Regions from separate parts of the Homo sapiens genome. Here region 2 is linked to region 1. A link is an interaction called in ENCODE POLR2A ChIA-PET data of the cell type or tissue named here. Cell type or tissue: B cell. All regions are shown on one strand. Links, peaks and the distances in the headings refer to the core of each region. The heading gives the core; the rest is flanking DNA. Region 1 holds the start of LOC105369917 (a long non-coding RNA gene). Region 2 overlaps LOC105369917 (a long non-coding RNA gene).

What was found. ChIA-PET counts read pairs that join two places held together with the same protein. Peaks named below come from ENCODE experiments on the same cell type or tissue, not always from the same donor. Only the 100,000 strongest peaks of a DNase experiment are listed, where the experiment ranks them.
Region 2: POLR2A ChIA-PET joins it to region 1 with 11 read pairs; 6 of 35 experiments call an interaction of 5 or more read pairs at or near these places.

Annotation. Positions count from the first base shown.
Region 1 is chr12:95,392,941-95,409,669 of GRCh38, reverse strand. It overlaps LOC105369917 (a long non-coding RNA gene), which reads left to right and starts at 4,172. Exons shown (of 11, transcript XR_001749265.1): 1 at 4,172-4,315; 2 at 12,670-12,855. LOC107984545 (a long non-coding RNA gene) reads left to right here. Exons shown (of 7, transcript XR_001749267.2): 7 at 1,533-1,731. In B cell, for the core only: no CTCF peak of the experiment used is centred there; no DNase peak of the experiment used is centred there; H3K27me3 peaks cover 553 bases.
Region 2 is chr12:95,342,901-95,359,629 of GRCh38, reverse strand. LOC105369917 (a long non-coding RNA gene) reads left to right here. Exons shown (of 11, transcript XR_001749265.1): 8 at 1,023-1,248. Among named protein-coding and RNA genes, the nearest start is that of MIR3685, 41 kb to the right of the region's middle. In B cell, for the core only: no CTCF peak of the experiment used is centred there; no DNase peak of the experiment used is centred there; H3K27me3 peaks cover 1,165 bases.

The DNA of each region.
Region 1 (16,729 bases), core at 2,784-10,783:
CAAGAGAGCTAAGCATGTCTCTCCAGTACATGACCTCTGCTTTACCAGCTTGACTCCTGGAGGCTTCTCCTTTTAATTTTTATTATACTATTATTTTTAGAGACATGGTCTTGCCGTGCTACTCAGGCTGGTCTTGAACTCGTGGCCTCAAGCAATCCTCCTGCCTCGGCCTCCCAGTGTGTTGGGATTACAGGTGTAAGCCACTGCACCTGACTGAGGCTTCTAATGGAATGTTGCTAACAGCTACTGTTTGGCATGCTTGGGTACAGGAGTGTCTGTGGTTGTGTTTATAAGTATGTGCATACACACACGTGCACGTGTGTGCATGTGTGTTGGGATTGAAAAGCTGGGCTGGGCAAGAACTAGGAAGGTCTGCTTCATCAGCTTTATCCTCAGATACAGAGCCCGGGGAGGTCTAGTAATGAATTTGGAATTGGGGTGTGCATGACATTGAATCCTGGCTTTACCACGTAGCCACGTAGCCGTATAACTCAGGCACTTCTTTTGTTATGAGTCTTGCCTGTGGAAGAAACCTAATGAATATTTGTGAATGATACATGAATATTCTAAGATGCTACCTTCATATCAGGGTCTCAGTGTAAAACCTAGGAATGACAGGTATTTTTTCCTTTACCACGTTATTATTAACAAATGTGTAGGTTCCTCACCAAATTGTAACCATAACAACTAGGATTTGTAGGATGCATACTAAAGGCGGGGGTCTATGCGCAGAGGTTTGTATTCATTAATCAGATAATTCTTACATTTCCAATAGGTATTAGCGTCCCCATTTTACAGATGAAGAAACCAAGACTCAGAGGAGTTTAGTAGTCTGTCCTCATTCCCGTGGTGCCAAGTGGCAGAGTCAGGATTCACATTTAGTTTATTTTTTATTTTTATTTTTTTTAGACAGAGTCTTGCTCTGTTGCCCAGGCTGGAGTGCAGTGGTGTGATCTCGGCTCACGCAGCCTCTGCCTCCCAAGTTTGAAGCAATTCTTGTGCCTCAGCCTCCTGAGTAGCTGGGATTACAGGCGCATGCCACCATGCCCAGATAAATTTTTTTTTGTTGTTGTTATTTTTAGTAAAGACAGGATTTCACCACGTTGGCGAGGCTGGTCTCAAACTTCTGGCTTCAAGTGATCCACCCACCTCAGCCTTCCGAAATGCTGGGATTACAGGCATGAGACACCACGCCCGGCCTCACAGTTCGTTCTTATCTAGAGCCTGTACTGCTCCATGCTGCTCCTGTGAGCACAGGGACGATGCACTATTCCTTATATTTCCTACAGCCTCTGGTACAGTGCTGCACACACAGGAGGTGCTCAATAACTGTTTAAATTGGAAGCACTCAATACACACTAGCTAGGGACTCAGGATGAATCTTGAAATCCAGCTCTTCCGACTTAAAGGAAGCTTATTACATCCATGTAAAGGTGAGGCTCCAGGGGCCTCAAACAGAGCCCCTGGCCCTCCTGCAGACCTTGATAAGACCAAGAAGCAAGCCGTGTCTTGAATTCTCTTCTTTTGAACAGCAAAATAGAAGAAGCAAAGCAAAAAAAAGAGGGCGTCAACAAACAACTTATCCGGCGCCGCTATGAGGACCTGGAAGGCGTGGAGGAGAGCAGGGATCAGCAGTGCTCACAGAGTTTCTGGCTGGAGCTGCTGGAGAAGAAGCCTCAGATGCCAATTGTCAAAAAGGCTGACCCCAACATGAAAAAATTCCATTACGCTCTGGTGGATGGCTCCTCTCTGACCTAATATCCTTGTGAAAATCCCAGGCGGGAAGGAGGATGAAGGGGGCAGGTCGTGATGGAAGGGGCTGACAGCTGGGGGTTTCCATTTCAGCAGAAAAAACCCAGGAAGGATTGGGAAAAGAGGTCTCAGACCTTGAGTTTGTTAATCCCTTTTTACCAATGGTCCACATCCCCACAATCTGGGGGCAAGAGAAATCAACCCAAAAAAGAAGTTGGGGCAAGTTCCTCACTTTACAACCTTCTTTTTTTATTTTTATTTTTTTTCCCCACAGGATCCTGCTCTGTTGCCTAGGCTGGAATGCAATGGCACAATCTTGGTTCACTGCAGCCTCAGCCTCCCAGGCTCAAGCCATCCTCCCATCTCAGCCTCCTGAGTAGCTGGGATTACAGGCACATGCCACCATGCCCGGCTAATTTTTGTATATTTTGTACAGACAGGGTTTTACCATGTTGTCCAGGCTGGTCTCAAACTCCTGGCCTCAATTGATCCTCCTGCCTCGGCCTCCCAGAGTGCTGGGATTAAAGGCGTGAGCCACTGCACTCAGCCCAAGCTTCCTTCTTTTTAAGGGAAGCTCTGGTCATCGTGCATATATTTTTTTGCACGTTTTTGTTTGTTTGTTAATTCTAATTTTTTAAACAATGTTTTAATATTACATTAAAATAGAGACAGTGTCTCACTATATTGCTCAGGCTGCTGTCAAACTGCTGGCCTCAAGTGATCCTTCTGCCTCAGCCTCCCAAAATGTTGGGATTACAAGTGTGAGCCACTGCACCCAGCCATGTAGCTGATATTTGTGTGAAGTGCCTGAGGGCTCAGGTGATTCTGAGAAACAAGTTGTCCTTGGTTTATTTTCCTGCTTAGAGAGAATGCCATGGGGATTTAGCATCTAGAGAATCTAGCTAAGAAAGAAGAGAACTTTTATAATCAGCTCCTACAAATCCAAAATGAAAAAGGCCTCAAGAGTCCATTGCAGACAGTTTTGGAGAGGTCGGTACAGGTAGGTTTTGTGAAATTGTTCGCATATCTGTAATCATCCTCAGCCCCTCTTTACCCCTACCTATCCACAGATGTTGTCAGGACAACTGATCCTCCTGCTCTATGCTGGAACGAGCTCATTGAGAAATACTAGGTCACAATGCACAGCTTTGGTTTCCAGCACTCTAGCCATTAACAGGACCAGTCTAACCAGACTCCCTTGTTATTATTCACAGATTGGCTTCAAAGAATTTAGGATTAAAATGAGGGTGCAGAAATACGCATGGATGGGAAGAACATGCTGCTGAAAATCATGAAGCCTGTGTGCTGGTCTGGCGCTACCGTTATCACGCTCAGAGACTATGGGAGTGAGAGGCACCCTCTCTGGCCCTCCCATTGCCTTATCTGTAAATTGCTGATTTTTTTTTTTCCCCGAGATGGAGTCTTGCTCTGTCACCCAGGCTGGAGTGCAGTGGCGAGATCTTGGCTCACTGCAACCTCTGCCTCCCGGAATCTAGCAATTCTCCTGCCTCAGCCTCCCAAGTAGCTGGGATTACAGGTGCCCACCACCACACCCGGCTAATTTTTGTATTTTCAGTAGAGACAGGGTTTCACCGTGTTAGCCAGGCTTATCTCGAACTCCTGACCTCATGATCCGCCCACCTCAGCCTCCCAAAGTGCTGGGATTATAGGAGTGAGCCACCGTGTGCAGTCTGATTTTTTTTTTTTTTTTTTGAGATGGAGTCTCACTGTGTCACACAGGCTGGAATGCAATAGTGCAATCTCGGCTCACTGCAACCTGCACTTCCCAGGTTCAAGCCTTTCTCCTGCCTCAGGCTCCCAAGTAACTGGGATTACAGGCATGTGCCACCATGCCCAGCTAGTTTTGTATTTTTAGTAGAGACGGGGTTTCAACATGTTGGCCAGGCTGGTCTTGAACTCTTAACCTCAAGTGATCCACCTGCCTTGGTCTCCCAAAGTTCTGGGATTACAGGCATGAGCCACGGTGCCTGGCCTGTAAATTGCTGATTAAAAAATAAAATAGGCCGGGTGCGGTGGCTTACGCTTGTAATCCCGGCACTTTGGGAGGCCAAGGCAGGTGGATCACCTGAGGTCAGGAGTTCGAGACCAGCCTAGCCAATGTGGTAAAACCCTGTCTCCACTCAACATACCAAAAAATTAGCTGGGCATGGTGGCACACACCTGTAATTCCAGCTACTTGGGAGGCTGAGGCAGGAGAATTGCTTGAACCGGGGAGGTGGAGGTTGCAGTGAGCCGAGATCACACCACTGTACTCCAGCCTGGGTGACAGAGCAAGACTCCATCTCAAAAAATAAATAAATAAATAAATAAGGACGTATGTATGACAGCTAACATCTTTCTATATAAGAATTATTATTGTTAATGAATATCAATTCCTTAACCTGGATTGTATCTATCCTTCTGGGCACCTAGCTGTCTGTCAGAGCTATTCTGACCTCCCTTCAGGTGGTGTGTACACCAGCGTATTCAGTGACTTGCCAAATCCAGTTATCCTTGGAACCTTTACACCTTTTGGATGTGGCAGCATTTCTTTTCCTAAGAGGTACATGAGATTCCAGACAAACTAGAACTTTGGGGTAAGGTAAGGGGGTGGGTATGGGTGGGGGGGGTGGCAAGGGGTCGGGGGTAGGGCAGAAGAAAAGCTAACTCCTGACAAAAGGGAAGCAATCTTTCTAATTCTCACTCTAATTGGGAAAGCAGGTAAGGAAAAGGAAACGTACACACGTGCCCAAGGCTGTTCCTTGTACAGATTTGCATTAGCTTAGGTTGGAAGACCATGGGTCTCAATCCAGTTGCACCACCTGTGTGGAGATCTGTGGCTCTCTAGAGCAGAGGGACCTGCACAAAGGCAAGACCCTAGGAAAGCACAGACTGGGAGCTGAATACGGAGGCTGTCATTTCAGAGAGCCAGGTATCAGCTGGGCCTCCCTCACCCTTAAGAACTAGATAACACTGGCAGGACCCCCATTCCCTGCCCCAAGGATTGTCTCGTATCCCCCTTGAGATTTTTTAACTGGGCATGGTGCTCATGCCTGTAATCCCAGCACTTTCAGAGGCCGGGGCAGGAAGTCTGCTTGAGCCCAAGAGCTCGAGACCAGCCTGGGCAAAATAGTCAGATGCCCATCTCTACAAAAAAATTAAAAATTTTAGCTGGGTGTGGTGGTGCATACCTGCAGTCCTAGCTACTAAGGAGACTGAGGTGGGAGGATTCTTTGAGCCCAGGAGTTAGGGGTTGCAGTGAGCTGTGAACTGCACCGTTGTGCTCCACTCTGGGTGACAGAGCGAGGCCCTGTCTCAAGTAAAAATAGATAGATAGATATAAATGATAGAGATAGATAGATAGATGATAGATAATAGATAGATAGATAGATACATACATACATACATACATACATACATACATACATACATACATGCAAGATTTCTGCAAAGTTCTTAGGGATTATGATCTCATGGTCTCCTCTGGCTTTGACATTCCGCCTCCTTGGAATCTGTTTCTCTCGTCTGTGCCTTGTATCTGTAGGTTTATTTTGGCTCCTTTTTGATTTGAGGCAACTGGGGAATTTGCTCCTTCTCTTAATTTTCACATATAAAAACTGTTCACCCAAGGCCTGTGAGGGTAGCCGAGCATCTTGATGTTTGGGTCATGGGGAATTTACAGTAGAGTAATACAAGTAATTTCCTTGGAGTGTAAAATGTATTGAAGTGTTCATTTTGTCCTAAAATGTTGCCCAATATTTCATGTTTTCCTCTCCTGGATCCTCTTTTTTCTCTTTTCTAAGAGCCCCCTTTTCCCCCCTCTTATGCCACCCCTCCTCTCCAAGCCTTTCCATTTTCTTATGGAAGATATATTCAACTTATTATAGCTGTACACCCAAATCAGCTAACTTTTACTTGGTGAACAATTTGGATGAGCCATCCTGAGGTGGGGGGTGGCAGTGAGAAATCAAGGAAGAGAGGTGCAGTTACTTTATCATCTCACCCTGCCCTCAGCCATAACATTACTATAAGTTTTATTCATTTGCTTACATATTTTTTCCTTCTTCCTTTCCTGTAGTAAATATTTATTGAGCATCTATTACATTCCAGACACTCAGAATAAAGAGTAGTGTAAGATGCAGTTCCTGTTTCTCAAGAGCTGTCTTGTCAGGAGCCTACAGGCAATATTTAAAAAGAAAAAAAGGTCAGGCATGGTGGCTCACACCTGTAATCCCAGCACGTTGGGAGGCCAAGGCAGGTGGATCACTTGAGGTCAGGAGTTCAAGACCAGCCTGGCCAACATGGAGAAATCCTGTCTTTACTAAAAATACAAAAATTAGCTGGGTGTGGTGGCGCACCTGTAGTCCCAGCTACTGGGGAGGCTGAGGCAGGAGAATTGCTTGAACCCCGGAGGCAGAGGTTGCAGTGAGCCTAGATGGCACCACTGTACTCCAGCCTGGGTAACAGACCAAGACTCCATCTCAAAAAATAAATAAATAAATAAATAAAAAGAAAAAATACAGAAAATTGAAACAAAAAGCCATCTGTAGAAGATATTTATATATATTGATTCAACAAATATTTGCAAAGTACCTAATAATGTGAGTACTGTTTAAGCACTGGGGAGATAGCAGGGAACAAGATAAAGTCTCTGCCCTTGTATAGCTTACGTTTTAGTGAAGGGAGGCTGAGTAAATAAATATATTCCATATCGGGTGGAGAAAAGTGCTGTAAAAAAAAATAAAGCAGGAAAGAGGGACTAGAGGATAGTGGGAATGGGGAGATGCTATTTTGGGAGTGGCCAAGGAAGGCCTGTTTGATATGGGGACATCTGAGCAGAACCTGTGGAAGTGAGGGGCAGACATGCTGTTGTAGGCAAACTGTTCCAGGCAGAAGGAAATGTCAGAGCAAAGCCTTCCGGTAAGAGCACGCTTTACAAATCCAAGCAAAACCATGACCTCTAGAATGCTGGCTCCTGGAAAATATCACCCAAATATCAACCTGTTGACAAGAAAAAAGTGAGTTTATTCATACCAAGGGAAGGGAAAGCACTACCTTGCCACGGTCTTGGTATTGGTAGCTTCCCGTGAGTGGGGAGGACAACCTAAGTATCTACCAGCTAAGGAATGGGTGAGTAAGCTACAAGGTACTGTTGTCATGGATACAAATCTCCATCCACACATCCAGGTGAGCAGGAAAAACAACTTTTTTTTTTTTAATTGAGACAGGGTCTCGCTCTGTTGCCCAGACTGGAGGGCAGGCCACTACACCTGGCTAATTTTTGTATTTTTTGTAGAGATGGGGTTTCAGGATTTCTGCTATGTTACTCAGGCTGATCTTGAACTCTTGAGCTCAAATGATCCTTTCACCTCCCAAAGTGATGGTATTACAGGTGTGAGCCATCACGGCCGGCCAAAAGCAACTTGGAAAAAAAAAATTCTGCCACTCAACTTAATTTCTAGGTAAGCCCCTACCAGTAGGTAGCAGAGACTTGCAGCCCTGGAATCCTCTCTCTATGAGTTCATCTCAGCTCCAGCGAGCTGAAGAAATGACAAGGCATTGGCGGTTGGGGGATTGACATCTGATACTCAGGCACTTTCATTCCAAATGGTCTGCAGTGATTGGTCCCTGAAGCTGACAGCTGTGTCCCCTGGACCCCAGTTTCCCCGGCCTCTCAGGGCAAGCTCACTCTCAGCTGCTTCCACATCCTTGGCACAAGAGAAACACTTGTTTGTTCCTGTCCTGGGCAGAACGTGGGGAAATGGAGACTGTCTTGCACACAACCATCTGTTCTCCTTCTCTTGAGTTATGTTGGGCCTGAGGTCAGCTTCCAGGCTTTCCAACCTGGGGCCTCTATTGAGTTCCCCCATCCTACCTACAACTTGGCCTAAGGAGGACAGCACACGGCTGTTTCTCAGGGAGCCTCTCACACCTGGATCTCATCCTCCCACACTGCTTCCCATCCCCTACTCCTCTGGGGTGGAAAAACCTGCTCCTGATATTACATATTCTTCCACATCCCCTTTGCCATGTGTCTAGATCTCAACTTCTTAAACTCAAAAGCCAAGAATTTGACACTTCTGTTCTCATAACCCTTTCCAGAAGCCTTAGGTGATGTCCAATATCTTAGTTGAGTAGGAGAAGGTCATGGGTAAAAAGGAAAGACTGGGAAGAGAAAACATGGCAAATTTCTCCCACTACATTACATAGCATGCCCAAGTGTTAATACTTGGAATATACATATATGTGTATATAAACATATATATCTCCAAAATAAATTTAATTAATTATTTTATGTATATGTTACAATAAAGAACATGTAACAATCTACACACTGTGTTTATAGTCAGTTAATAAGGAGTGCATAGGTATCATTGCATTTATAATCAGAAAAACCTAAATATTATTTTTAAAATCCATATTTTATATATATATATGTATATATATGTGTGTGTGTATATATATATATACATTGTACCTATCCCGTAGTACGATTGTAAGATCTAAACAAGACAAATTACCATGGAAGTTTTTAGTGTGTTATAAGATAAGAGATAGATAACTTTTGGAGATGATAGATACGTTTATAGCATAGATTGTGGTGATGGTTTCATGGGTATGTACTTACCTCCAAATTAATCAAATTGTCAACATTATATACTAGAGCTTTTTGTATGTTGTTCATACCTCAATAAAGTAGTTTTAAAAAGATAGAGAGATAATAGGTAGATGATAGACAATAGATAGACGATGGGGAGATAGGTAGGTAAGTAGATGATAGATAGATAGATAGATAGATAGATAGATAGATAGATAGATAGACAGATGTATAGATACACAGATACAGATACATAGGTAGTAGGTAGATAAATGATAGATACATACATACATTCATAGATAGATATGGAGATAGGTAAGTAGATGATAGATAGACAGATGTATAGATACACAGATACATAGGTAGGTAGGTAGATAAATGATAGATACATACATACATTCATAGGTAGACAGATAGATATGGAGATAGGTAGGTAGGTAAAGACCTGAAAACTCCATGAAGCAGTGATTCTGAATGGCAGAAAGAGAAGGCAGAGGGTGGTTGGGTGCAGTAGCTCACACCTGTAATCTCAACACTTTGGAAGACCAAGGCAGGAGGATTGCTTGAGGCCAGGAATTCAAAATCAGACTGGCCAATGTAATGAGATCCTCATTTCAAAAGAGAGAGAGAGAGCAAGAGAGAGAGAGGGAGAAGGCAGAGGGTGTGTGGAATGGGGAGGTTTGAGAATCCCCAAGCGTAATGGGAAACACCAAGGCTGAGAATGTGCCCTTGACAGTGCACAGGCAGGAACGAGATGAAGGGATACTGCCATAGGAGCATGAAAGTTGGTGTTTCAAGGTACTACAGCTTTATCGTGCTTTAGGAAATGTGCCATAGCATAAGTGTTTCTTTGTGAAACCAGAGATGGCTGGGTGTACACTGCCCAAGAGCGGCGACTGACCAGGGAGACCTCTCCTGTTCTCTATCATACCAGGGCATTTTCTGCATCCTTGGGGATTGCTCATGAGGCTGTTTCTGGAGGCAAAGGCTGGGAAGCAGTGGATAGCTCCCCCACAGCAGGAGCATATCAGTGGCCCAGGAGGAGAGTTTTCTATGATTGCTATAACAGACTACCACAAACTTAGTGACTTCACACAAATTCATCCTTGTATGGTTCTGGATGTTGGAGGTCCAAACTGAGTCTCACTGGGCAAAGTCAAGGTATCAACCAGGCCACATTCCTTGGGAGGCTCTGAGGGAGACTCACACCCTTGCCTTTTCTGAGAGAGTGAGTCTAGAGATGGCCTACATTGCTGGGCTCCTGGCCCCTTCCTCCACCTTCAAAACAGCAGCATAGAATCTTCAAATTCCTCTCTCTGCTTCTGTTACTACATTTTCTTTCGTTTTTTTTAATTTTTTTTATAAGGTCTTGTTGCTGAGACTGGAGTGCAGTGGCACAATCACAGCTCACTTGCAGCCTTGACCTCCTGGGTTCAAGCGATCCTCCTGCCTCAGCCTCCTGAGTAGCTAGGACTACAGGCATGCACCACCACACCTGGTAATTTTTAAATTTTTTGTAGAGATGGGGTCTCCCTATGTCACCCAGGCTTGGTGAGCTCAAGCAATCCTCTTGCCTCAGCCTCCCAAAGTGTTGGGATTACAGGTGTGAGCCACTGCACCCAGCCAATAATACTTTATAGTGTTGTTGTAGTTTGTTTGTTTGTTTTTGACAGGGTGTCATCCTGCACCCATGCTGGAGTGCAGTGGCCTGATCATAGCTTACTGCAGCCTCAGACTCCTGGGCTCAAGTGATTCTCCTGCCTCAGCCTCCCAAGTAGCTGGGATGACAGGTGTGTGCCACCACACCCAGCTAATTTTTTTTTTTTTTTTTTTGTAGTGAGAGGGTCTCACTATGTTGCCAGGCTGGTCTCAAACTCCTGGGCTCAAGCAATCCTCCCACCTCAGCCTCCCATAGTGCTGGGATTATAGACGTGAGCAACCACACCCGACCACATCTCCTTTTCTGACTGATTCTCCTATCTCCCTTTTCAGAAGGACCCTTGTGATTACACTGGGCCCATTCAGGTAGTCCAGGATAATTTCCCCATCTCAAAATCTTTAGCTTGAGAGGCGTTCGCAAAGTCCCTTTTGCCATGAAAAGACATATTCACAGATTCTGGAGATTAGGGAATGGACATATTTGAGGGACCATTATTCTACCTACTACATCAAATGAAGGCTATCAGATGTTTGTGTTGCAAAGCCTGCCCTTTTGACCATTATTTTTGGCTTTTAAAAATAGTACCAGTCTGTCTGCGCCACAGTAGCTCACACCTGTAATCCCAGCACTTTGGGAGGCTAAGGTGGGAGGATCACTTGAGCTCAGGATTTCAAGACCAGCCTAGGCAATATAATGAGACCCCCGATTTCACAAAATATTTTTAAAAAAATAGCCCAACATTGTGGCGCACACCCGTGGTCCCAGCTACTTGGTAGGGAGAGAGATGGGAGAGTGGCTTGAGCCTGGGATGTCGAGGCTGCACTGAGCCATGATTGCACCACTACACTCCAGGCTGGGTGACAGAGCAAGACCCTGTCTCAAAAAAAAGAAAAAAATTTCCCAATCAATGTGTGCCCACATAGGCTCATCCGATGCTTGACCTTGATCCTTTAACCAGTCCCAGCCTTGACTAACTCATGCCTTATCCAAAGTTCCTCCTGACATACACAATATCCCACAGCCTCCCTGACTCCAATCCCTCCCCATGTCATACTGCAGAGGCTCAGAAAGAGGAGGATAAGAGATGGCATTTAATGTTAGTGAGGGTCAGGATAAGGTCAGAGGTGGGCTGAAGGAGTCAGGTAAGAATGTCAGAGTGTCCACAGACAACCAAGTGCAGGTGGCAGAGGCTGCCGGGCTCTTCAAGACTACCTGCAGCAGGTGTTAATTTACTGTATTTGTTTTGCAGGGCCGACATGACAAATTGCCATACATTGGGTGGCTTAAAACAACAGAAATATATTCTCTTACAGTTCAGGAGGCTAGAAGTGAGAAACCAAGGTGTTGACAGGATTGGTTTCTTCTGGAGGCTCTGAGAGAGAGACTCTTCCATGCCTCTCTCCTAGCTTCTGCTGTCGCCAGCAATGCGTGGCGTTTCTTGGTTTGCAGATGCTTCACTTCCATTTGCTTCTCTCTTCATTCACATTGCCACTTCCTCTGTGGGATCTCTGCTCTGGTCATAAGCACTCCAGTCATTGGATTTAGGACCCACCCTAAATCCAGGATGATTTCATCTCAAGATCCTTAACTAATTACATCTGCAAGGGCCCTATTTTATTTTATTTTTTAACTTTATTTTTAGAGATGGGGTCTCGCCATGTTGCCCAGGCTGATCTCAAACTCCTGGGCTCAGGCAATCCTCTGACCTCGGACTCCCAACCTGCTGGGACTACAGCACGTTTCAAATAAGATCACATTCTGAGGTTTAGGGTGGACATGCATGGGGAGGACCAGTGTTCAACTCACTGTAATTACTGTTTCTCTGTATTTACTTTTCCTTAGGCTATTACTTACCCCACACCTCTGCCTAATCCTCTTCCATGCGCTCGCTTTCAGTTTAGTAGATGATTCATATTTAAAGCTCCTTAGATGAAAAATGTAAAACAAAGACACCTCAAGCGTATAAATGCAGCAAATGAAAAAAAGCATGCAATGGGGATTTAGAAAAACATGCTCTGGCCCTTGGATCTTTAGGAAGAGATTGACATTATAACTTATTCACAAGGCAGCCTCTCAGTGAAATAAAGCACCATGAGGATAAATCCACCCTCCAGATTTGCTGAATTTGAATTTATTGATTGAGTTCCAATCACATATTTCCCAACCCCTGTATTTTGACTTAAGTCTTCAAGATGAAGGGAGTTGAGAATCAGGTCATCCAGAGAGCAAGAACCTTTTTTTTTTAAAACCAGTTCATAAATATCCTTTTGTGTGTTTCTACCACATTCAGCATTTCATATGTGCTGACCATGCTCCTGGTGAAGCCCCTTCTCACCATTTCCCTTCCCTGGCTGTTTTTATGAGCCAAGTCACCTGTCAAAATGTGTCAGCAGCTTGCCAGCAAAGAGTACAGGCCAGCAAAAAGCTAAAAGAAACAAAAGACTAACGCTTGATTCTGAAGATCCAAATATATAGAGAGAGACAGATTAATAGGGTAGCAAAGTACCTGGATGAGCTGCATGTAAACACCTGCCCTTGGTGTCAAAGAGTCTTTCCCAGCTTAGATGTTGAAATGAAAGGAACATGACAGAATCTGGAAGCATTTCAAAAGTTGAGAAAGCATTTACTTTCAAAAAGTCTTTTCATCTCCCAACTCTAGTCATTCAACAGTTTCGAAAGACAGATGAGCAAGCATGATGTAATTTTACGGCATTTTAATTGAACATCTTATTCTGTGACACTACAGACAAGATGGAAAAGTAATCATGACTTTCACGAAGAAAAAATGGATTTCACTTGATATTCCAGGGATTGTTAAAGTTAGGTTCTTTTGACACTGTTTCTGGTGAGTTTGATTCATGTTTCACCCTTGTTATTTGCTGATATATATCACTTTAGTGAGCACTTTTGCAAGTTATCTAGTTTTCCCAGGAACGCTATGACTAGGTGTAATTCCCAGAGGAGGAAACTGAGGCTTGGAGAAGATGGATACCTTTTCCAAAGCTCAGAGAAGGGCACTGAAGTCAGTTTTCAGATCCTAATTCCAGTGCTTTTTTACCTTCCAACCCTGAACATGTTGAGAGAAAGAGAAGCCTGGAGCTGAGTACACACCAGATGAGCAATACTAGGAGATTCCTTGGCCAGGTGCAGTGGCTCACACCTGCAATCCTAGCACTTTGGGAGGCTGAGGCAGGAGGATCACTTGAGGCTGGGTGTTTGAGACCAGCCTGAGCAACATAGTGAGTTTTTTAAAAACTAGCTAGGCATGATGGCATGCGCCTGTGTTCCCAGTTACTTGGGAGGCTGTGGTGGGAGGATCACTTGAGCCCAGGAATTTGAGGCTGCATTGAGCCGTGTTCATGTAGGTTAGGCTGGGCACTTTAGGTTGCACTTTAGGCTGGGCAACAGAGCAAGACTGTCTCAAACAAACAAACAAAAAGAGCCGTCTGATAGTAACGATAGATAGAAAACTTACTCATGTATCTGGCTATTGGCTAGAGAAACAAGGTAGCTGGGCCATGTGTCTCCAGTGTCTAGCAGGCTAGCTCAGGCTTTTTCACATGGTGCCTGGGTTCCAAAAGCAGCAAGAGAGAAGAAGAAGCCCAATGCATGAGCATTTTTCAAGACTTCTCTAGCATCATGTTTGCTAATGCCCCATCAGTTAAAGCAAGTCACATGGCCAAACCTAGATTCGGGAAGTGGAGAAATAGACTCCTGCTTTTCTTCAGAAAGCACTAAAATATTGCAGTCATTTTTGGCAATCAACCAGAAGGGAAACAATTGAATCTAAATTATTCTCTGTCTACTTCACTGCCTTTTTCCACCTCCAATACTGTTAGAGGTTGGATGATACATGCATAGGGGAATTTGAGAAGTGTAAATACATATAAGATGGATGACCAGGCCAGTATTAGTGTGTTTATCAAGGATGTTGATGAAAACTTGTAAGGATTGGTTATCTTCTCTTTCCTGGATATTCATATATTCTCACTTGGAATTCTGTTTCATCCTCTGATCCCTTTCTACATCCCATGCTGGTGCAACCTGGATTGATCTCCTCCTTTTATCTCAGGTCTCAGATCTGTCACCTACAGCTACTCACAAAGTTCAGATACTATGAAGTCTGTATTTATATTGCTTTATTGATTTCTGTTCCTGTTTGGTGTTCTATAGGACCCAACACATTAACAACCTTCTAGAGATGTGAATTCTTTATGAGCTGGCTACAGAAATTGATCTTTATGACAATGGTGGGAGTAATTTAATGAACTTCCCTGGTTATAGGCTAAGTGTTGTTTTAAATATTTTCCCTTTTAAAATTTGATGATACCTCTTTTCTCCACAGTCAGGTGTTTTGCAGCTGTAGAATTTGGGGTTAACAGCTTTTCACTTGCTGTCCCATCCATGGGTTTTGCTGTTAACATATTTCATGTTGACTTCCATATGAATGATACTGTCTGATTATAGTTTGTGTCTAAATGGAACGTGGTGACCTGGAAAGTTTCAGAAGACGCTGCCTGCTCTGGCCCCTTTCCAACCTTGTCTACGATCTGCCCCTTCTTTATGAGCCTTCTTTCTCTCTCTCTCTTTTTTTTTTTTTGGCACGGAGTCTCACTCTATCACGTATGCTGGAGTGCAGTGGCAAAATCTTGGCTCACTGCAACCTCTTCCTCCCCAGCTCAAGTGATTCTCCTGCCTCAGCCTCCCGAGTAGCTGGGATTATAGGTGCACGCCACCATGCCCGGCTAATTTTTGTATTTTTAGTAGAGACAGGGTTTTGCCATGTTGGCCAGGCTGGTCTTGAACTGCTGATCTCAAGTGATCCTCCCAACTTGGCCTCCCAAAATGCTGGGATTACAGGCATGAGCCAGCACACCTGGCCCTTCTTTCTCTCTTTATGACCATTGCACACATTGTGCCCTGTGCCTGAAAGCTCTTGTCCCCACTCTTTGCATGACTGGTTTCTTCTTATCTTTCAGGTCCCAGTTTAAATATCACCTTCTTGGAGAAAACTTTTCTTTTTTTCTTTGTATTTTAAACAGCTTATTGAAACATAATTTACATTCCATTAAATTCACTCATTTAAAGCATACAACTCAATAGCTTTTAGTATGTTTACAGAGTTTGGCAGCCATCATCATCATCTAATTTGAGAACATTTTCATTATCCTAAAAAGAAAACTTGTACCAATTAGCAGTCACTCATCATTTCCCATCCTATCTCCAACCTTAGGCAGCCACTAACCTACCTTCTGCCTCTAGAGATTTGTTTCTTCTGAACATTTCATACAAATAGAATTATACAACATAGAGTCTTTTGTGACTGGCTTCTTTCACTTAGCATAATGCTTTTGAGGTGCATCCAGGCTGGGCACAGGCATAGGAACTCATGCCTGTAATCCCAGGACTTTTGGGAGGCCAAGTCGGGAGGATCACTTGACCCCAGGAGGTCAAGACCAGCCTGGGCAACATAGGGAGACACTGTCTCTACAAAAAAAAAAGAAAGCCAGGCACGGTGGCATGCGCCTGTCATCCCAGCTACTTGGGAGGCTGAGGCAGAAGGAGAGCTTGAGCCCAGGAGTTCAAGGCTACAGTGAGCCATGATTGTACCACTGTACTCCAGCCTGAGTGATACAGCAAAACCATGTCTCAAAAAAAAGGTATATCCCTGTTGCAGCATGTATCAGTACTTCATTTCTTCTTATGGCTGAATAATATTTCATTGTATGGATATATCGCACATTATTTTTCTGTCCATCAGTTAATGAACATTTGTATTTCTACTTTTTGGCAGCTGTGAATAATGCTACTACATTCTTGTACAAGTTTTTGTGTGGATTTATGTTTCCATTTCCATTTCTAAGACTGGAATTGCTGGGTCACATGATAACTCTATTTTTAACCTTCTGAGCAACTTCCAGATAGTTTCTCAAAAGAGATTTTCCGATCATCTTAAGAAGCCCTGTCCTGCCCTTTCCTTTACTCTTGCCCATCACTTTATTCATTTCCTCTTAGCACTATTCACAATCTGAAATTAAATTTTCATTTATTGAGTTTAGTTTTTGCAACTAGAATGTGAGCTGTGTAGTGCGAGGGAGTCAAAGCCCTGTAACTCAGTCACAAGAAATATAAAAGCACATACAGGAAGCTATATGGATGTAATAACCTTAGTTAAAAACATTTTTTATATGTCGGTTTTTTTCCTAAGCAAACCAAAACTTAATATGACAACCTGATCATTTAAAAGTTTTTGGATTTTTAAAAAATATTAATCCTCTTATTGTGACTTATACCAACCATTCATGACATGCTTGGACTTTCTAGTTTGTCCTGAACATCCCTCCTTCTTAAACAACTAGTTATTTTATTTTAGGACTAAATTTACCATACAAGATTCTTCCACAAATAAAATTATTTCTCTTTAAGCTTTCTTACCAATAAAGAATACCTCTTTATTTTTGTAACTGTCTTTGGCTGAGCACAGTGGCTCATGCCTATAATCCCAGCACTTTGGGAGGCCAAGGCGGGTGGATCACCTGAGGTTAGGCGTTCGAGACCAGCCTGGCCAACATGGTGAAACCCTGTCTCTCCTAAAAATACAAAAATTAGCCAGGTGTGGTGGCACGCGCCTGTAGTCCCAGCTACTCGGGAGGCTGAGGCAGGAGAATGGCGTGAACCCTGGAGGCAGAGCTTGCAGTGAGCCGAGATTGCGCCACTGC
Region 2 (16,729 bases), core at 4,505-12,504, 52 kb after region 1:
GAGTAGAGCTTCCCAAAGGGTGTGCCTCAGATGTTGTACACAGGAACTGAAAAGTGGACATTACCAGCCTTCAGGGCCACTCAGCTGGGCTGGGGTGATTAAGCCACTGGGATAGTTGCTTCCACCCACAAGCAGCCTAGTAAATTTATCCCAGTGTGCCACACAAATACATCATCTTTTCTTTTCTTTTTCTTGTTTTTTTAGACATGATCTGGCTCTGATGCCCAGGCTGGAGTGCAGTAGCACGTCAGCTCACTACAACATCCGCCTCCTGGGCTTAAGTGATCCTCCCACCTCAGCCTCCCAGTAGCTGGTACTGCAGGTGTACACTACCATGCCCAGCTAATTTTTTTTTTGTAGAGACAGTGGTTTCACCATGTTGCCTAGGCTGGTCTCAAATTCCTGGGCTCAAGCAATCCACTCACAACCGCCTCCCATAGTGCTGGGATTACAGGCATGAGCCACTGCACCTGGCCTTCTTTCTTAATAGTACATTTTCTATGATAAGGATCTATATGTATATGTGCTTTACAATTTACACTTTTCCATGTGATGTAAAAAAAATGGGAAGCACTGGTCTCTATAGAGCATGGTAAGTAAAAGCTCAGTCTGGAATCACATAGGCCTGTCGAAATCCTGATTCTGCCTCTGTCTAGCCAAGTGACTTGAACTTATCTGTGATATCATGAAAATAAGAGTATTCAACTCATGGGGGCACTTCCTTCAATGGGATAATGTATTTAAAGTGCCTGGCTCATTTCCCGGTACAAGATAAGTGCAATCAAACTCTTACGGTTTAGATTTGTTGATAGCCTGGAAACTTTCTTTATTACATAGATGCCATGTGTCCTCTGAGTAGAACAAGAGGTGCATTTAAAATTGAAGAACGAACAGAAGGAACTTCTGTAAATGGGTGAAGGAGCATCCAGACTATAGCAGCCAACTTAACCCAAACAGCTCAGCCTACAGATGCCTTGGTCTACTGAGGCTGCTGGGAGGAATACATTTTGTTTACATTTCAGGAATGGAACCGCAGCACATTTGCAAAATAACCAAGTTTCCACAAATAGTACCCAGGAAAGAGAACGCCTCATCAGCAAAAGTTTCTCTGAAACAAGGTGCAAAGGAGAAAGGCGAGGATAAGGAGTACCTTCAATGCCGAAATACCTTCCTAGAACAAAAGGGTGTCTTGAAGCCTTTGCCTCTTTGTCACATCCGGAAGGCCCCAGCCGGCAATCAGACCTTCCGGTAACCAGCTTCCTTTGCCTTAATAATTCATAGCCCAGCTCATGTTTGGGTTAAGGAGTGGCCACTTTCATGCAATCAACTGAAAATCTTTCCTAAAACTGGGACAAATGCACATGCCCAGATTCAAGCCTTTGAGCTCTCCTCAGTCTGCTTGCTAAGAGGCTTCCTGTTTAGCAGTGGAGCCACATCAATCTGGGATCATGACTCAGTTTGTTTTCATTTCTTTAGTGAATGCTTGTTCAAAACCTGGCCCTATGCTGAAAAGTCCTTAATCTATACTTGGTGATAGTATATAAGTGCCACAAGTTCCTGCTTCTCTTGCCTTCTCATACCAACTCTCCTGGGGGAAATGTGCCCTTATTATCTTCACCAGCATAAAATGCCCTGTTCTTTCTGCATTTGTATCTCCAGGACTAGCCACCAAACAGGGCTGCTTCCTACCTCAGGCAGAGAAGGCCGTGTGTCACTCTCTCCAGGTTTAGGTAGCATGTGGGAGGGAAGGGGGTTGCTGCAGGAGCAGCTTGGTCTCTCTACTGCGTGGCAGCCTTTGGAAGCCTTAAGCGAAGCCTTGCCCCCTAACACCACACATGCTGTAATTTAGCTGAGCACACATCTTCCAAGACCCCCCAGGAGCTGAGACTCCCTCGAGCTCCCAAACCTAATATCGCTTCAGTAACATTTGGTGCAGACTGTGCATTGAAAGAAAAGTTGTAAATACAATGAGGGCAATGTTTCCTGTATTCGAAGTATTGCCATGATACTTTACTAACGCCACTAAAGCAAGCAGTGCTGTCAGACCCCTGACCGTGGTATGAATTCATGCAACCAGTGGCTGTTATCCGCTACTGACAGGTGTGTGAGCTAGGCCCAGGGGGCAACATAAAGACTTGGCCCCAGTCTTCCCAAGGCTTCAAGGCTGCAGGAAGACGTAAGATAGTGTATACTATTAATAAATGAAAAATAAGGAAGGAGGCCGGGCGCGGTGGCTCACGCCTGTAATCCCGGCACTTTGGGAGGCCGAGGCGGGCAGATCACAAGGTCAGGAGATCGAGACCATCCTGGCTAACACGGTGAAACCCCGTCTCTACTAAAAATATAAAAAATTAGCCGGGCGCGGTGGCGGGCGCTTGTAGTCCCAGCTACTCGGGAGGCTGAGGCAGGAGAATGGCGTGAACCCGGGAGGCGGAGCTTGCAGTGAGCCGAGATCGCGCCACTGCACTCCAGCCTGGGTGACAGAGCGAGACTCCATCTCAAAAAAAATAAATAAATAAGGAAGGAACTGCTAGCAGAGCTGTATAGATAGAACGCTAAAGAAGTTTTGGGGAGGGAGAGTATTTTTGGAAAGAAAAGGTTATTTATTTATTTATTTTCATTTATTTATTTATTTTGAGACAGGGTCTCACTCGGTCACCAGGCTGGTGCAGTGGTGCAGTCTCGGCTCATTGCAACCTCCACCTCCTGGGTTCGAGTGATTCTCCTGCCTCGCCTGCCGAGTAGGCGGGACCACAGGCACCTGCCACCACGCCGGCTAATTTTTGTAGTTTTAGTAGAGATGGGGTTTTGCCATGTTGGCCAGTCTGGTCTCGAACTCCTGGCCTCAAGCCATCCGCCCACCTTGGCCTCCCAAAGTGCAGGGATTATAGGCGTGAGCCATCGCACCTGACCAGAAAGACAGGATTATTTTATAGTGCATTTTTGACCAGAGTCTTGAGTGAGGGGGAGAATTGGGATAGGCAGGTAAGGAGGGTTGGGTATTCTAGGTGGAGAGATGAGTGATGAGAAGGATAGTAATGACCCTAATAATGTTAGGGATGGTTAACATTTGCTGACCAGTTACCATACACTAGACACCATGCTAAACACTCTACTTGCAGGATTTCATTTAACGTTCACAACACACCTAAGGGATTAATTATAATTAGTTAATTATAATTATAACCCTCACTGTCCTCCCCAGCCCCCATTTTAGAGCTAAAGCAACTGAGGCTCAGAGAGGTTAGGTAATTTGCCCAAAGACACAGCTAGTGAGCAGCAACACAGGGGTTGGAGCAAAGTCACGTAGGAGGGACAATGCAGGCAAATCGTAGGAATGCTGAGCAGTTTGGTTTTGCTGGGTCTTAGGGCGACACGAATGATAGGCAGGGTTGGGGCCATATCATGGCCCCTTGACCTCAGGCCAGAACTGTGTGCAAATAACAAAATTATCCCAATCCTTTAAAATCTGCAACGATGAAGCGAGCAGGCACTGTGCAAGGCAGCTCCAAAATGTTTATTCAGACTTTCGAATTTACGAAGTCAAAACCCAATCATTTCACATGTCACTGTAAAATTATTTTTATGGCTCAGTTACTCAAATAGCAATGACATTTGAAGAGATTAATACCAATTCAATAAGGGCTTTATTTATTTCTGCAAAAACTTAACTGCAACTTTTAAATCCACAACTGGACTCTAAATCTTGAATTAAAAAACATAAAGACTTCACCTAACCTATGAATTAAAAATAAGCACCATGTGCAAGAACATCTATCTTTCCTGTGATCACTCCTCTGTATGGTTTCCATGCTGGAGTTCCATTTCCAACCAAATCCTGTGTTTGACTTGCGATGGATAGGCTGATACCTGGTGGAGGGACAACAGCATAATGTCCTGATACGACACAAGTAGAATGTATTCGCTACGTGAACTTCTGCAATCATGTGCCTCTCTAAGCTTCTCTTCCTCTCTTCCTTCCTTCTTTCCTTCCTCCCTCCCTCCTTCCCTCCCTCCCTCCCTCCTTTCTTTCTTTCTTTCTTTCTCTTTCTTTTTCTTTCTCTCTTTTCTTTCTTTCTCTCTTTCTTCTTTCTTTCCTTTCTATCTTCTTTCTCTTTCTTCCTTCCGCACCCGGCTATATTTTATTTTATTTTATTTTATTTTTGAAATGAAATCTCGCTCTGTCACCCAGGCTGGAGTGCAGTGGCACAATCTCAGCTCACCAAAACCTTCACTTCCCGGGTTCAAGTGATTCTTCTGCCTCAACCTCCTGAGTAGCTGGGATTACAGGCGTGAGCCACCGTGCCCAGCTAAATTTTTGTATTTTTAGTAGAGACAGCATTTTACCATGCTGGCTAGGCTTGTCTCAAACTCCTGACCTCAGGTGATCTGCCTGCCTCAGCCTCCCAAAGTGCTGGGATTACAGGCGTGAGCCATCGCGCCCAGCTTCTGTTTCTTTCTTTTGCTTTTTACTTCCTCTGTAATTGCAGAATAAGCTTCTGTTTCCTTATGTGTAAAAAGCACAATAATAATACCTACTTCACAAGGTTGTGTAAGGATGAAATGAGACAAGCTTATCAAGTTTTTGGCACTGTGTCTACCAATCTGTAACTCCTCAGTGCAAGATGGTTAATGTTATATTCCACCTGTAAGTGAGAGATGTATGCTGTTTTATCATGTGTCTGAGAAACTCAGTGAGATTCCCTATATCTATGGGTATACGGAGAGGCTTGTTAATTTCCCTAACTTTAAAAAAATGTTTACTTCTATTTTAAGTAGCCCAAAGACCCAATTCGTGGAGGGCTGAGCCAATTTCTTTTTAGGACGTGGTCTGCGGATCCTCCTCATGGTAACTTTGTCTTTCCATTCCCTTCCAATAAACTCAGCACCTTCCACCATGATGCACATTGAAAGCTGAAGTTGCCGATACAACCCTCAAAATGCAAGTTTATTGAAAAACCTGAGAAGAGCACTAAACAGACCAAAAATACCTTCATCCAAACTTTAAAATTTATTTTTTGCCAACTTCAGTAACTGTTTTCACATGAGAAGTCAATGCACAGGAAAATGCTGGTTTTATGGTAGTATTTAGATGTCTTGAAATGCTGAGGGCAATGAGCAGACACACAAACACATTAAGGTTTAGCTGCAGATCAATTAACAAACCTACAAGGTCCCTATGTAATCACACTTTCTAGTTCCAGTTGCTCCTTTTAGACACAAGCAAGTTGCCACATTTTTTGTAATGATTCACAGTCACCATTTATGGTATTGAAATACAGTGGCAAGGGTAAACATCCCTTCATTTCCAGAACCATCCATCCCAGTATGCAACATGCTTCTGAGAATAAGGACAGAATTATTTTTAAAGCCCATTTACTACTGATAAAAAAGAAAAAGGATGTCTATGCAACAGTGTGCAGGTTTTTTGACAAGGCTAGAGCAGACTATAAATTAAAAGTGATATTCAGTCAGATAACTTACTTTGAGCACTGTCTATATAAGTGCTATTTGACAAAAGGAATATAGTCACTCATAGTGTGAGGCAACGCATAAGCAGGGTATCAGAGAGTTTTATCTGCTATCACGGTCTATACAAATAACAATTTACCAGTGAACGAGTATTAACATATCCCTTTCCCTAACTTTTTATGCTTTGTTTCTAATTTTTTCAGAAAGTGCACATTTTAAGTGGTGCACCAAATATTTGTGGTGATATTGGTAAATATTTGTTTTTCTTTTAGAGATGGGGTCTCACTCTGTCACCCAGGCCAGAGTACAGTGGCACAATCATAGCTCGCTGCATCCTCAAACTCCTGGGCTCAAGAGATCCTCCCACCTCAACCTTCCAAGTAGCTGGGACTACAGGTATGCACCACCAGGCCTGGCTAATTTTTTTATTTTTTGTAGAGACAGGGTCTTGCTATGTTATCCAGGCTGGTTTTGAACTCTTGGTCTCAAGTGATCCTCCCACCTCAGCCTCCCAAAGTGCTGTGATTATAGGCATAAACCACCATGCCTAGCCAACATTTTAAAAAAAGTTTCCACATACAGCACTGAGTGAATATTTTTAATTGAACACCTGGAGTCATTTCTGTCTTCATCCTTCCTCATAGAACCCTGGGTTTATTTAGTGTCTGCCCATTCCCTCAATCACCCAGATGCATCGGGGGCAGTTGACCACAGCCAAAGCTCCAAGGATGAGCCTTGGGATTTAAGGCAATTGAGAATTTTCATGTATCTGGCAACAGTCATTGGTCGGTGGGGTTGGGGGTGAGCATGTGACACAAGACATAGTGAGTCCCAGGCTTTTGGTTTGGAATGCTGGCATCAGAAGCCCACTCTCCTCTGTAATGGTTGTTCTGAGTAGGTGTGAGACCTGGAGCTGGTTGGCCATCTGTTACCTTCCTGCAGAAGAAGCTGACACAGAAGACGAGGGGGATAGATCTGGAGCCACTGGGCAGTGCCACCTGCAAAGCCCTGCCTCTAGACTTCCAATTGTGGGAGCCCGTAAGTGTCCTTAGTAAGCCAGTTTGAGCTGCATTACTTGCAGCCAAAGAAAGGCATCCTTACTGATATAACACGTGATACAATAGGCCTCTAGGTTTTTACCTTTATTACCCTTTAATAGTCTCTGTGGTAAGATATTAGCAAGGAGTTAAAGTAAACCTGAGTGTTCAATTCATCCTATGGTAACTAAAAGTCTTTTAATCCTTTTTTTCAGTTATTTATTCCGTCATTTTTTATGTTTAGGATTCTAAACATACATTTTTAAAATAACTTTTAAGGCCAGGCATGGTGGCTCACATCTGTAATCCCAGCACTCTGGGAGGCTGAAGTGGGCAGATCATGAGGTCAGGAGTTTGAGACCAGCCTGGCCAACATGGCGAAACCCCGTCTTTACCAAAAATACAAAAATTAGACAGCGTGGTAGTGCATGCCTGTAATCTTAGCTACTCAGGAGGCTGAGGCAGGATAATTGCTTAAACCCAGGAGGTAGAAGTTGCAGTGAGCTAAGATGGCACCATGACTTGAGGTCAGGAGTTTGAGACCAGCCTGGCCAACATGGCGAAACCCTGTCTCTACTAAACATACAAAAATTAGCTGGCATGGTGGCAGGTGGCTGTAATCCCAGCACTTTGGGAAGCTGAGGCACATGGATCACCTGAGGTCAGGCGTTTGAGATCAGCCTGGCCAACATGGCAAACCTTGTCTCTACTAAACATACAAAAATTAGCCAGGTGTGGTGGCGTGTGCCTGTAATCCCAGCTACTTGGGAGGCTGAGGCAGGAGAATCGCTTGAACCCAGGAAGTAGAGGTTGCAGTGAGCTGAGATCGTGCCACTGCACTCCAGCCTGGGCAACAGAGTGAGACTTCGTATAAAAAAATAGAATTAGCTTTCTCTGTATGTTTTGGAATTTTGGATTCTGGGCTCATCTTGAGTGGAAGGTTTTTCCTTTCTCTTTCTCTGTGTGTGTGTTGGGGCAGATGGGTGGGTGCGGGTGTGTGTGCGCATGAGCAAGGTTTCCTCCCATTTAGTGGTTGAACCAGGTCTAATAATGGTGGCTTGGATGTCTCACTTCATGAATATTAGAACTATTGCAGATCCAGTCTCCAGGCCAGCAAGCAGTTTAGCTTAGTCCTGGTTGGGCGGCCGTGGCCATGTTCTCTCATCTGCCTGGGCACGAAGCATCCTGTGAGCCATCATGTGGCCAAGCAGGAGTAGACAGCAGCTATTCTAGCCTCATGCGGAGTAGTGGAAGCCCTACCCTGGTTCTTGGATTCAAGAAGCAAAACAGGCAACATCCCCCACCCTGCTCTCCAGCCTGGAGAGGGGCATTTTATTTTATTCTGTTTTCCCACAAGAGCTAAATTCATATCTGCTTTCGCTGCTTCTAGACCTAGAGCCAAGCAAGCCTGTGGCTTCAGCCCCGCAAATCTATTGATTTGGCTTCCATGCACAGGGTGTTCATCTTGGTTGGAGTGCAGCTTTGTCCTTTAGATTGCTTCTTTTTCTCTTTTACCTCTCATTGCCATGTGTTTGAGGCAGGAGGTTGGAAGCTTTGCTCAAAGCAAGGACTTAAAATGCCTTTTTGAGCAGAGGTAGAGGGTTGTAGCTTGAAACTTGACTTTTAGTGATTCCACAGACACCAGCTGACACATCAGAATTATTCAGGGATGCTCAGAATGCCACTCCAGGAACCTGATGTTGCCACGCTGTGTTTACCTGCCGTAAACCCCAGGAAAGGAAAGGTGGGGATGGAGGAGTCAGTGGTCATTGGAAAACAAGAAGAGTGTCACTGAAGCTGGGAGTCTTAGAAGCCTGTTCTTACAGGGTGGAGATCAGAGCTTTAATTCAAATGCATCTGATTTCTTTGATATAAATCCCTGCCTCTGGCTCTCAGCTCTCTGCAGGCACCTAGCCACTGGTGAAGGTGTTGTTGATTCTCTTGCTACTTCTTATGGCCCACTCATATTTTATACCAAACCATACACTCTGAAAGTTCTTTTCTCTTTTTTTTTTTTTTTTTTTGTCATTGTGCTCTTCAGGATATAAGATAGCTAATAGCTCACTCTGGAAATAGCATTAATACATTGGGGTGAGGGGGAAGTGGAGGACTCATTTTATCAGATGTTAAGGTTTTTATGACGTGATAGTAACTAAGATATTGTAGTATTGGCACCAGGCTAGTTAAATAGACCAATGGAACAGAAATAGAAAGACCTGACTGACCCAGGAACATGGGGAAACTTGATTTACAACAGAGATCGAATTACAAACCAGGAGGAATGGATTATTCAATCAATGGTGCTGGGACAACTGATTATCTATCTTAGATTCCTATTTTCCATAATAAACTCCAGGTAAAGAGCTAATCATTAAAAGCCAAATAATAAAACATTTAGAAGAAAACATCAGGATAATTTTTTCTTATCACCTTCAGGTAGAAAATTGTTTTGTTTTTTTTTTGAGACAGTCTTGCTCTGTCAACCAGGCTGCAGTTCAGTGGCGTGATCTGCTCACTGCAACCTCCACCTCCCAGATTCAAGCAATTGTCCTGCCTCAGCCTCCCAAGTAGCTGGGATTACAGATTACAGGTACACACCACCACACCCGGCTAATTTTTGTATTTTTAGTAGAAACGGGGTTTCACCCTGTCGGCCAGGCTGGCCTCAAACTCCTGACCCGCCCGCCTCGGCCTCCCAAAGTGCTGGGATTACAGGCATAAGCCACCTCGCCTGGCTGAAAATAAATTCTTAAACCAAATGCACACCAAAAAATCACAAACATAAGGGATAGGATTAATTAGTTTAACTATATTAAAATAAAAATCTTCCATATAAAAAGGACACCATAAGCAGAAGGAAAAGACAAGCCACAGATGGAGACAAATGTTAGCAAAATATATGATTGGCAAATAGACCCTTTGCTGAACAATATGGCAATGTCTAGTAAAATTGAAGGCACGAATAATCCAGAGAAATTCTATACCGTAGGAAATGTGCAAAAATTTCATTGCAGCAGTTCTCTGTAGTAAAAAATTGGAAATTATGTAAATGTCCATCAACAAGAGAATGTATCAGTTGTTTGTTGTGGACAACTGCCATTGGCTCTTATCATGCAGCATCTATACCTCCCTCCTAAGTTTGGGGACTCCCCTACCTGCTGAGGCAGAGTCCCCTCCCACAATAAAAGCCAAAAATACCACTTTTTTTTTTTTTTTTTTCCCTGAGACAGCCTCCCTCTGTCACCCAGGCTGGAGTGCAGTGGCGCAATCTTGGTTCATTGCAACCCCTACCTCCCGGGTTCAAGCAATTCTGCCTCAGCCTCCCGAGTAGCTGGGACAACAGGCATGCACCACCATGCCTGGCTAATTTCTTTGCATTTTTAATAGAGATGGGGTTTCACCATGTTGGCCAGGCTGGTCTTGAATTCCCGACCTCAAGTGATCCGCCCACCTCAGCCTCCCAAAGTGCTGGCATTACGGGCATGAGCCACCACACCCAGTCCCATCTTCTTGATTTCCCAGTTTCTCCTGCAGCTAGGGCCCAGGCACATGACCCAGGCTCCAAAGATCAGATGCGCCTGCCCCAGACTTTCATGCAGCTGCAGGGGCTGCCCGGACTTTCTGGGAGGAAGAGCAGTGGTTCCGCTTGGCTTCTAGTGGCTGTAATGGCTGTGGTTCCTGCAGCTGTGTTTTGGGTCAGGAGGACCAACAGTGCAAGCCGTAGGGTCTGTCCAGCAGCCGTTGTTGTGGTGTTGCTATTGGACACATTCTACAGCATGATTAGGGACATTTTCCCTGGCAGTGGAGCCTCCAAACCCAAGTCTTCCACTCTTGCAAAGGTCTTCCAAGTTATTGAATACATTCCTTTTTGTTTGTTTGCTTAAATTAACCAGTTTGTTTCTGTTGCTTGCAAATAAAAACCCTCATCCTAACAGATTATGGGTTATTACATACTTATATGACATACATGAGAATGACATACACCAAAATTAGGATAAAACGTTGAGTGAAATCAGGCAGGAGTCCTCAGGGACTTTCAGTTGTGTCTCAAATTGTAACAATGGAAAAAATATAAACATATATAGCAAATGGAGTAAAGCATTAATTTGTATTAATATTTGATATTAATACAATAAAGCTCGGTGGTGTGCATGGGGGTGTTATATTATCTTCATATTTTTATGAATATATTAACTACTCCATTATATGCACACACCAACACACATATGTAAACTTTTACTATAATTCAAAATGTACTATTCTGAACATTTCAAAGAAACAATATTCTGCTGATATTATGTGTTTGTCTTTCCATGAAAGAAGATCCATCTCTAAGTTAGCCTGCATCTAAATTCACTAATAAACATTATGCTGAAAAAGGAAAAAATATATTGAAAATAGGTCTGGTGGGGCATTAAGGCAAATGCTGAAATAATGTATTATATTTGCATGCATGGGTTTTCTTAAGCCAAGCAGATACCGTAAATCACCATCATTTTGTAGAAATGCGTTTCTACTGAGGAAAGGCATCAAGACATTTCAAAAAGCATGGCTTCAACAAACATAGCTGATCATTCATCACACTAAGTTGCTTAGTGCATTTGTTTGCTTCAGTTGCTTTAACAAACTACCAGAGCCCAAGGGACTGACATGACAGAAATTAATTTTCTCACAGTTCTGGAAGCTGGAAGTCCATGATCAAGGTCCGTAGCATCAGTATCTGATGAAGGCTCTCTTCCCGGCTTATGGATGGCCACCTTATTGCTGTGTCCTCACGTGGCAGGCAGCAAAAGTCAGCTCTCTGGTGTCCTCTTCTTATAAGGACACTAATCTTATCAGATCAGGATCCCACCCTTATAACATCATTTAACCTTAATTACCTCCATAAAGCCTCTATCTCCAAATACATTGAGGTTTGGAGCGTCAACATACAAATTTTGGGGGGACACATTGAGTCCACAGCACTCAGGTTAAGGGTAAAGAAACTGAAAACACCCAGCACTTTGGAAGGCTGAGGCAGGCGGATCACTTGAGGTCAGCAGTTCGAGGCCAGCCTGGCCAACATAATGAAATCCCGTCTCTTCTAAAAATACTAAAATTAGTCGGGCATGGTGCCACACGCCTGTAATCTCAGCTACAAGGGAGGCTGAGGCAGGAGAATCGCTTGAACCCAGGAGGTGGGGGTTGCAGTGAGCCAAGATCGCTCCACTGCATTCCAGCCTGGGTGACAAGAGCAAGACTCTGTCTCAAAAAAAAAAAAAAAAAAAAAAAAGGCCTGGCACGGTGGCTCACGCCTATAATCCCAGAACTTTGGGAGGCAGGCAGATCACAAGATCAGGAGTTTGAGACCAGCCTGACCAACATGGTGAAACCCTGTCTCTACTAAAAATACAAAAAGTTAGCCAGACATGGTGGCGGGTGCCTGTAGTCCCAGCAACTCGGGAGGCTGAGGCAGGAGAATCGTTTAAACCCGGGAGGTGGAGGTTGCAGTGAGCCAGTATCGCGCCACTGCACTCCAGCTTGGGTGACAGACAGAGACTCTGTCTCATTAAAAAAAAAAAAAAAAAAAAAAAGGACACTGAAATCAACAGTGAATATTTTAATGATAATAAAATGTACTCCTGGCCAGGCACAGTGGCTCATGCCTATAATCCCAGCACTTTGGAAGGCCAAGGTGGGAGGACTGCTTGAGGTGAAATTTGAGCCCAGCCCGGGCAACACAGCAAGACCCCATCTCTGTATTAAAAAATAAAAATAAATAAGATGTACTCTTCTAGCTACCCAGGAATGCCAGTTTAAAATAACCTAATTAAAATACTATATTTTTAAACAAATTTCAGCGTCTCATAAAATTCTTTAAGCTAATTAAAATTCATGAAAGGTTGGTTTTATATGCTTCATAACCCCCCTGGAAGTTTTGTGGAAACACAAACTTACCCCTACATAATAGATGTTAATACTGAAGCACAAAGAAATGAGAAGATTTGCAATCACATTAAGAGTGAGTGACAGGCCAGGTACGGTGGCTCACACCTGTAATCCCAGCACTTTGGGAGGCCTAGACGGGTGGATTACTTGTGGTCAGGAGTTCAAGGCCAGCCTAGCCAACATGGTGAAGCCTCATCTCTACAAAAACACAAAAATTAACTCGGCATGATGGTGGGTGCCTATAATCCCAGCTACTTGGGAGGCTGAGGCGGGAGAATCTCTTGAACCCAGGTGGCGGAGGTTGCAGTGAGCCGAGATTGTGCACTCCAGCAGCCTGGGCAACAGAGCAAAAATTCTGTCTAAAAAAAAAAAAAAAAAAAAGAGTAAGTGACAGATTATGAATCCAAATTTAGCTTTCTGATTTCCATTCTAGCTGTTGGGCTACATAGCTTATTTAGTAGAGGCAATAAAACCAACTCATAAACACCTTACAGATATTTCAGGATCCAGCAAGATAGCAGTATTACAATAGAAAAAATATATGCATGTGTTCAAATCACAGCTGTCATTTACTGCTTGTGTGTTTTTGGTATAATTACTGAATTTCCAGAGCCTCAGTTTTCTCATCTGTAAGGGAATAAAAGTAAGTAACTTACAGACCAGCCTTGTATGCATTCTTCTTAGGTATGTTACAGTGCAATTAACATTCTAGTAATTGCTGGTCAATTATTTGCAATCATTTGGATTCATTGGTCCTCTGAACACGTATTTTATGTTTCTTTCAGAGCCATCGGTGCCTGTATAGCTGAAAAGGCTTATGTTTAACTCTTTTAGTGTATTGACAAATATTTTAACATGTTGGTAAATAAAATCCTGTCCAGAATTAAATGTCAATGCTTTACTAAAGTAATCGCTTGTATATCAGGGGTGTCCTTTCTGTCCTTTCATTTCTTTAATGTGATTTCTAACCATTATATTTCTAGGGTTCCTTTTCCCATTGAAAGCAAGGATACCTGGTTTGCTTCCCAGCTGGTTTGTCCCATGGTCCTAAGGAGAACACTGTGCAGGGACACAGGGCACACGTGCCAATGTAGCTCTCACAGCATCCTGAAAGTGACAGACCTGGAGTATGATCACCTTAGAAGCAGCCAGATGTCCTCTGCGGACCAGGTCATCATAGTCTATGTCTTCTCCTTCAAGCAAAAGGACAAGACTATCAAAGAAGTGGCCAAAGTATATAGGGAGCTATATACTTTTTTTTTTTCTGTTGGCTTCTCAACACACTTTTTTTTTTAACTGAGATATGACATTCGTATAATAAAGATCACAAATCTTAAGGGTATATACCATAATGAATTTTTATGTATATACACACCTGTGTAATCACCACCCAGATCAAATACAGAATTCTTCCAGGCTTGAAAAATCTCTCTCCTACTCCTTCTCATTGAGTAACCTACCCACCTGCCCACCCCCAGGAAACCACTATTCTGCCTTCTATCAGCATGAATTACTTTCATCTGTTCTAGATCTTCATGGACTCACACAGTATGCACTTGTTGATACACAGTTCATTTTAATGCTTCTTCTACCAGAGAATGGGAATAGTAAATACCAGTCATGAGCCAATATTCCCCCATTCTGTGTCTATAGCAGACATCACTAATCCATCATTCTTTTTTTGTTTGTTTGTTTGAGACAGAGTCTTGTTCTGTTGCCCAGGCTGGAGTGCAGTTGTGTGATCTCAGCTCACTGCAGCCTCCACCTTCTGGGTTCAAGTGATTCTCATGCCTCAGCCTCCGGAGTAGCTGGCAAGCACCAACCACGTTTGGCTAATTTTTTTTTTTTTTTTTTTTGTATTTTTAGTAGAGATGGGGTTTCACGGTGCTAGCCAGGCTGGTCTCAAACTTCTGACCTCAAGTCATCTGCGCCCACCTTGGCCTCCCAAAGTGCTGGGATTACAGGCGTGAGCCACCATGCTCAGCCCATCATTCTTTTCAACTGAGCCTAGACTGGGCCCTAAACTCTTTTTTGCTGATTGCACACCAAATAGCCACCACAGACTGATCTCAGAGGCCACTTATGAAACTGAGTTTGGAATCTATCACCACGACTTTCATTTCCTGACTGTCCCTTCTTTCCAATCCCACTGCTTCTGCCTACTTCAGGCCTTCATCACTCCCGAACTGATTTTCTCCAATGCTCTAACTAGTTCTTGCTTTTAGTCTTGAGACCTCTAATATTTCCTACCCATTTCAGGGTGTTTTTTTTTTTTTTTTTTTTTTTTTTGAGATGGGGGTCTCGCTCTGTCGCCCAGACTGGAGTGCAGTGGCGCGATCTCAGCTCACTGCAAGCTCCGCCTCCCAGGTTCACGCCATTCTCCTGTCTCAGCCTCCCGAGTAGCTGGGACTACAGGCACCCACCACCACACCCGGCTAATTTTTTGTATTTTTAGTAGAGACGGGGTTTCACCATGTTAGCCAGGATGATCTCGATCTCCTGACCTTGTGACCTGCCCACCTCGGCCTCCCAAAGTGCTGGGATTACAGGCGTGAGCGGCGCCTGGCCTTTTTTGTTTGTTTGTTTTGAGACGGAGTCTCACACTGTCACTCGGGCTGGAGTGCAGTGGTGCAATCTCAGCTCACTGCAACCTCTGCCTCCCAGATTCAAGTGATTCTCCTACCTCAGCCTCCCAAGTAGCTGGGATTACAGGCACCTGCCATCACAGCCCGTTAATTTTTTGTATTTTTAGTAGAGACAGGATTTCACTATGTTGGCCAAGCTGGTCTCGAATGCCTGACCTTGTGATCCACCCGCCTCGGCCTCCCAAAGTGCTGGGATTACAGGCGTGAGCCACCGTGCCCAGCCAGGTGTTCTTTTTAATATCCGAACATGTCTGCATCATTCTTCTGCTTATAAGTCTCTAAGGACTTCCCTTTAGGCCAAGTCCAAGTTCCTTAGTCTGACATGGAGGGCCCACTCCCACTGGGGCTCTCTCAGCCCTGCCTGTAGATGGCAAATATTTCTTTCAGATCTTTAAAATGTCAGAGTCTCAGTTAATCTTTCCTCAATCGGACAAGAGAAGGCCTCAGAGAAAGCCCTCTTCTGCCTGCATCAGTGCAGATTCTCTGCAGATGCAAATCTCCCCCACAAAAGACAGTTCTGCAGGGTGACTTCTATTCATTGGCTCTCTGAACAGCCACCTCAAAATATGCCAAAGAAGTATATTTCGGGGTGAAATATTTTTATTTCCTTCAGTCCTCACTTTGAAACTTGAAAAAGTTTCACATCTGAAAAGCTAAATTGATAGCTTTGCAGAGATTTGGGTGATAGGCTGCAGAGATAAAGATAGGCAAAGGAGTGGAAAAAAACAAATTGGGATAAGCAAAAACGGGCAAATTTAAATATATCATTCCGTGTCTTCTTGAATCAGTCTCTTAGTCCTAAGAATAAATCAGTTCAGTTAAACAGCTGTGTCCCATTCAGGAGGTGGCATTGCAGATGGGCTAGGCCTTTAGAGATGACGCAGGCAAACAGACAGATCTTTAATAAGAGGCACAAAATGTAAATTTTGACCAAGGACATATTATTTTGTACAACGGGGCTGATAGCAACCTTGCAAGGAGGTCACATGTCATTCTGTAACTGAAAGCTAAAGAAGGAGAATCACAACAGCATTGGCTGAGTCCCCTAAATTTCCAGAAAGTTGATTATTTTTTAGGTCAGCAAGAGGAAGGGAATAATCCCGTGACCAGAGAACCTAAAGAGAATACAAATAAGAATGAAGAAGGTTATAAAACACAGAAAACTTAGCAAAGACCTCTAGTGTCCTCCAAAAGAGTTGCGTGGCTGGATGAGGGCCTTAGCTATCTCTTAATTCTCTTTCATTCCACCTAACCAGGGAACCACAAGTCCTGCATGATAGTGAAATGATTGAGCTGTACCTGGAAGGTGAACAGCAGTAGATACTCTGGTGGAAGCATCAGGGTGTAGACAGAGCTCTTACAAGGGTGGCCTGAGCCACAGAGAGTGTGTCGTGGGTTCTGGGAGTATAGGGAGGACAGCCTTACCTTCCCAGCCTGCTTTGAAGTTGGCTTCCTCTGCCCCTAGGCTGGAAGCTTCTTGATGGTAAGACTGTGTCATGTTCACCATTGTAGCCCCAGTCCCTATCCCTGGGCCCAGCTCATGGTAAACATTGAAAACATATTTGCTGAATGAATCAATGAACCAATGAATGAGTGAATGGTCTCTCAGTCTGATGGCCATGGTCACTGCTAATTCTTTCTTGGTCT